Regions from separate parts of the Homo sapiens genome. Here region 2 is linked to region 1. Evidence: chromatin contacts called from ENCODE Hi-C or POLR2A ChIA-PET data. All regions are on one chromosome and are shown on one strand. The core of a region is the stretch at or near the end of the contact, and the rest is flanking DNA. Distances in the headings are between cores, read along the strand shown.

What was found. Hi-C counts contacts between places; a loop is a spot of excess contacts on that map. ChIA-PET counts read pairs that join two places held with the same protein, here RNA polymerase II (POLR2A). Pooled maps may share reads with other maps.
Region 2: a map with no recorded cell type shows a loop between it and region 1 (14-fold over the local background). The contact joins the promoter of NIBAN3 here to the promoter of RASAL3 in region 1. A Hi-C loop is called at or near these places in 2 of 37 single-sample maps with no recorded cell type and 2 of 50 pooled maps. POLR2A ChIA-PET finds 5 or more read pairs at or near these places in 1 of 52 experiments (T-cell).

What each region holds. Positions count from the first base shown.
Region 1 is chr19:15,463,075-15,466,120 of GRCh38, reverse strand. It overlaps RASAL3 (RAS protein activator like 3), which reads left to right and starts at 1,577. Exons shown (of 18, transcript NM_022904.3): 1 at 1,577-1,616; 2 at 1,744-2,090. The coding sequence starts at 1,763. RefSeq lists enhancers at 1,234-1,343, 1,984-2,113, 2,214-2,353.
Region 2 is chr19:17,525,850-17,528,895 of GRCh38, reverse strand. It overlaps NIBAN3 (niban apoptosis regulator 3), which reads right to left and starts at 1,629. Exons shown (of 15, transcript NM_001321827.2): 1 at 1,501-1,629. The coding sequence starts at 1,555. RefSeq lists a silencer at 1,668-1,777.

The sequences.
Region 1 (3,046 bases), core at 328-2,827:
AAGCCAGGTGTGGTGGCATGCAGCTGTAGTCCCAGCTACTCAGGAGGCTAAGGCGAGAGGATCTCTTGAGCCCAGGAGTTAGAGGTTACAGAGAGCTATGATGGCACCACTGCACTCCAGCCTGGATGACAGACCTCATCTACAAAAAATAATAATATTCATATTATGTATAATGTAATATTATTTATATTACTATGTAATATAAATATTATATTTTTATTTTATGAGATCTATATTATTTTTATAGACCTCATTTATAAATAATAATAATAATAAGGGCCGGGCACGGTGGCTTACGCCTATAATACCAGCACTTTGGGAGGCCAAGGCGGGCAGATCATTTCAGGTCAGGAGTTCAAGACCAGCCTGACCAACATGGTGAAACCCCGTCTCTACTAAAAATACAAAAAAATTAGGCAGGCATGGTGGTGAATACCTGTAGTCCCAGCTACTCAGGAGGCTGAGTAGGGAGAATCACTTGAATCCGGGAGGCAGAGATTGCAGTGAGCCAAGATCGTGCCACTGCACACCAGCCTGGGAGACAGAGCGAAACTCCTTCTCGATAAATAAATCAATTAATAATAATAAGAGTAATAATAAATCTTGCCATCTTCCAGAAGCCCCCCTTGTACCCTCTTCCCAGCCACCAGTGCCTCCAAAAGAAACTGATACCCTGCTTGTTAGACATGGTTTTGCCTGCTTTAGGACTTTATGTAAATGGAATCACAAAGTGTATACTCTTCATTGTTTTGGGGTTTTTAAATTTATTTATTATTGCTTTTTAGAGATGGGGTCTCCCGAGGGCAGGGAGGGGAAAAAGAAAAAAAAAAGTTAGATATGAGGTCTCCCTATGTCACCCAGACTGGAGTGCACTGCCTATTCACAGGCATGATCACAGCTCACTGCAGCCTCGAACTCCTGGCCTCAAGCGATCCTCCTCCCTCAGCCTCCTGAATAGCTCAGATTACTGGCATTTTATGGCTTTGGTTTTGGTTTTGGCTCAACATTGTTTGTGATTCACCCAAGTTAAATCATTCTTTAGTTTGTTCTCACTGCTGTATGATATTCTGCTGTGCGAAGAGATCACAATTTATTCCTTCTCCCACTAATGGGTACTTAGGCTGCTTCCAATGTGGGGCTATTATGCATTGTGCTGGGGGGGCATATCTATTGGACGTCTACCTAGCAATGGAATTGCTGAGTCAGAGAAGATCCAGCTAGTAGTGTTAGTAGATCCTGCCAAACCGTTTCCCAACATGAGTGAATGGGTCTACACTCCGGCCAACTGTGGATTAGAGTTCTAGGTGCTTTGTATTCTCGCCAGCATTTGTTCAGCCTGTACTCATTTTGCAGAGAAGGCAACGGAGGCTCAGAGAGAGGGGCAAGTGCTGCCTCCCCGTCAGGGAGGCAGTCTGGGTCCTTCTTGCTAGAAGCCTGGTAACCCACCTCCTCTCTTCTCCTCCCTCGAACCTCCAGCAACCTGCCCGCACTGTGCCCTCCCAGCCTGGCTGTGGGGTGGGGTGGGACAGAGAGGGTCACGTGGAGTTGGGTTCCGAGGGAGGAAGCCAGGCGGGGTGCAGACGGCTGCTGATTCTGGGGCTGGTCAGGAAACCAAGGTAAGGGAGGGAGTGGAGGTGGGGGCAGGGGGATTCCTGGAGGCAGAGCTGAGGGTGGGGAGGGGGCCGAGATGAGGGCAGTATGTGGACAGACACTGGGCACTACTGTCACTCTCTCGTCCCCCAGGAGACCCCCCCCCCCAACCATGGACCCACCGTCGCCAAGCCGGACCTCCCAAACCCAGCCCACAGCCACCTCTCCGCTGACTTCCTACCGCTGGCACACAGGGGGCGGTGGGGAGAAGGCGGCTGGAGGGTTCCGCTGGGGCCGCTTTGCTGGCTGGGGCAGGGCCCTGAGCCACCAGGAGCCCATGGTCAGCACCCAGCCAGCCCCTCGCTCGATATTCCGTCGGGTCCTATCTGCGCCTCCCAAGGAGTCACGGACCAGTCGCCTTCGACTCTCCAAGGCCCTCTGGGGGAGGCATAAGAACCCACCGCCGGAGCCAGACCCGGAGCCGGAGCAGGAGGCCCCAGGTACATGGTTCCCCCACCCTGAGCTTGGGCCGGGCTGGGAAGCCGGATGCTTGGGTTTTGTCTGCCTCCGGAGCATCAACCATACAGACACAGGAAGTTGTGGGGAGTGCAAAAGCCCAGCAGGAAGCCGCTGGGGCCCAGCTACCCTGTTCCCTCTTTCCCCCTAAAGAGGGTAGGAGGAGTTGCCGGGGTCCTGTGGGCAGAGGGTCCATCTGAGGAAGGAACAGTGAATGTAAACCCGTGATAGTATTGTCCAGAGGCTAAACGGCTCTTGGCCCCAACGGGTCTCTCCTTCAATGGCTCAGGCCCATCCTTTCCTACCTGGATATCCATCTTCAGCCTGCCTCCTACTCTCCTACCTTCTAGCTTCCGTGTCTTTGTTCTGAGCCCTTAAGCCTCAGCCTCTCCATCAGTTCAGTGAGAATAATGATCTCCATTTTGGAGAGTATATAATTTTATTTGCTCATATTCATTCATTTATTCAAGCAGAGGTTTGTTGAGCTTCTATTGTATGTGCCAGGCCCTGATTTAGGCACTGAGGACACACTAGTGAAAGAGACAGATGACCCTCCCTGCCCCATGGAGCTCACAGTGTAGTGGAATTGACAGGAAATCCATCAACAAGAAAATGACAGATGGGCCAGGCATGATGGCTCACACCTGTAATCCCAGCACTTTGGGAGGCCAAGGTGGGTGGATCACCTGAGCTCAGGAGTTCGAGACCAGCCTGGCCAACATGGCAAAACCCTGTTTCTACTAAAAATACAAAAAAAAAAAAGTATCTAGGCATGGTGGCACATACCTGTACTCCCAGCTACTCAGGAGGCTGAGGCAGGATAATCGCTTGAACCCGGGAGGTGGAGGTTGCAGTGAGCTGAGATTGCACTACTGCACTCCCGCCTGGGCGACAGAGGGAGACTCCATCTCAATGGAAGAAAAAAAAAAAAAAGAAAGAA
Region 2 (3,046 bases), core at 380-2,879, 2.1 Mb before region 1:
CCATCATTCTCACCATGCAATTTTGGGTCATGACTTGACCCAAAAACCAAAAAAACACTCTTCCATGCTGCTGCATGGAATGTAGACCCAATGGCTGGAGCTCCAGCAGCCGTTCTGTGCCATGAGGTCACCTTGGGCACAGAAGCCCCACATAGCAGAGCCACCAGAGGGAAGGTGTTTAGACCATGAGCCTGTGAGGGTAAGGCCAATACCAACCCCACAATGTCCCCAGCGCCCAGCACAGTTGCTCACCCCACATATGAGGACAGAGGGACCCGAATGGCACTGAATCTGGCACTGGCCCCTCTTAGTCTCAAATTGGGAACTGAGCCTCCATCCCCAGGGTCCTACCGAGGGGCCTGCTGGTCCCTGCCCGCTCAGGAAGACATCCCTCAGGGCCTGGCTGGGTCTGGGACACCCTCCACTTGGCCCTATGCCTCCCACCTGAACCCCTGCCCTAAATCAGGTCACTAGATTTACCAAATAAAAATAGAAGACACAGTCTTCTGGGCACAGTGGCTCACACCTGTAATCCCAGCACTTTGGGAGGCTGAGGTGAGCAGATCACCTGAGATCAGGAGTTCGAGACCAACCTGGCCAAAATGGTGAAACCCCATCTCTACTAAAAATACAAAAATTAGTCAGGCATGGTGGCACATGCTTGTAATCCCAGCTACTCGGGAGGCTGAAGCAGGAGAATAGCTTGAATCCTGGAGGCGGAGGTTGCAGTGAGCCAAGATTGCGCCACTGCACTCTAGCCTGGGCAACAGAGGGAGACTCCATCTCAAAAAACAAAACAAAACAAAACAAACAAAAAAAAAACCATAAAGGGGTAATTGGTTTTCAGCATAAGTGTGCACTATGCAAAATCTGGGATACACTTATACTAAAAATAAGATGCAGGCTGGACACAGTGGCTCCCGCCTGTAATCCCAGCACTTTGGGAGGTTGATGTGGGAGGATCGCTTGAGCTCAGGAGTTCAAGACCAGCCTGGGCAACATAGTGAGACCCTGTCGCTACGAAAACAAATAAAAAATTAGCCAGGTGTGGTGGTGCACGCCTGTGGTCCCAGCTATTCGGGCTGAGGCGGGAGGATCGCTTGAGCCCACAAGTTCAAAAGCAAACTGGCCAACATAGGGACACCCTGTCTCTATTAAAAAAAAAAACAACCAATGAAATAATTAGTTGGGCATGGTGGTACATGCATGTGGTCCCAGCTACTTGGGAGGTTAAGGCGGGAGAATTGCTTGAGCCCAGGAGGCCAAGGTTGCAGTGAGCCACGATCATACCACGGCACTCCAGCTTGGGCAACAGACAAGATCCTGTCTCAACAATAAAAAAAGATTCACTGCGTGAAATTTACATTAAGAAGGCATCCTGTGTGTTTTGACAGCCCTAGGTCTGAACCGAACCCCATCTGCTGCATGGAGCATGTGGACCCAATGGCTGGAGCCCCCACCCACCTGGACTCCCACCCTGTCCCCTCCCCGGCTGCTCACCCCTTAGGTGCTGCCGCTGCTGCTTGTCCAGAGGGCTCGAAGGCCGCCCACCCATGCTGCTGTCGTCTCCCGGGGCTCCTCTTCCCTTCCCCACGACCACCGCCTGCGTTCCTCGGCTCAGGGGCACCTGGATGGCGGGTGAGAGGCTTGGTCACAGTGGGTTCAGAGGCCCCGCCCCTGCCCCACCCCACGCTGCACCTGCGTCCTCCCCACTCCCCTGGGGCCCGTGTTGCCCAGAGCCAGTGGTTTCTGTAGAGGCTGCGGGGACAGCCCCGGGGTTAGGTTGTGGGGTGTGGGAGAAAGAAAATCATAGCTCGTCTTGGAGGAGGGTGGCAGGGCAGACATCTGGCAGGACCGGCCAGCAGTCGTTGTGTATGGGGGCTGGAACAGGGGGATGGGCAGGGATGCGGCATCTAGTTCCTGGTGCCACACCCCCCCACCAGCACTGTGCCTACCCTGTGCCCGGTGAGGCTGGACCCCAGAGAGGATACAGCCCTGGCCCAGCTCCTAGGAGTCCCCAGGCTGGGGAGACAGAGCTGGACAGGCACTCCCAGACTGTCCCTGAGGTCAGTGCTGGGGCAGGGGGGCAGATGCCAAGGTCTTAGAGGATGGGTGGCCTGGCAGGGGTGAGCAGAGAGACTTGGGGGCACTGAAGCTTCATCCTTGATTCCTTCTTCAGGCCCCCAACACTGTCCCTCCCACCAGTCCATCACCTGGACTCCATTTCTTTTTCCTTTTTTTTTTTTTAGAGACAGGGTCTTGCTCTGTTGCTCAGGCTGGAGTGCAGTGGCACGATCATGGCTCACTGCAGCCTGGAACTCCTGTGCTCAAGTGACCCTCTCACTTCAGCCTCCAGAGTAGCTGGGCCCACAGGCACACGCCACCACCATGCCTGGCTAATTTTTGTATTTTTTGTAGACACGGGGGGTCTTCCTATGTTGCCCAGGCTGGTCTCAAACTTCTGGACTCAAGTGATCCGCCCACCTCGGCCTCCCAAAATGTTAGGATTACAGGCATGAGCCACCACACCTGGCATATTTCACGTTTTAAGTGTCTCTTAAAGGTGTCCTTTTTTTTTTCTTTGGGACAGACTCTCGCACTGTCGCCCAGACTGGAGTGCAATGGCACTATCTTGGCTCACTGCAACCTCCACCTCCCGGGTTCAAGTGATTCTCCAGCCTCAGCCTCCCGAGTAGCTGGGATTACAGGCGCCCGCCACCACACCTGGCTAATTTTTTGTATTTTCAGTAGAGACGGGGTTTCATTATGTTGGCCAGGCTTGTCTCAAACTCCTGACCTCGTGATCCACCCTCCTTGACCTCCTAAAGTGTTCTTTTTTTTTTAAACGGTGTCTCACTCTGTTGCCCAGGCTGGAGTGCAGTGGCATGATCTTGGCTCACTGCCACCTTCGCCTCCTGGGTTCAAGCGATTTCTGGCTAATTTTGTTTTGTTTTGTTTAGTAGAGATGGGGTTTCCCTGTGTTGGCCAGGCTGGCCTCAAACTCCTGACCTCAGGTGATCCTCTCGCCTCAGCCTCCCAAAGTGCT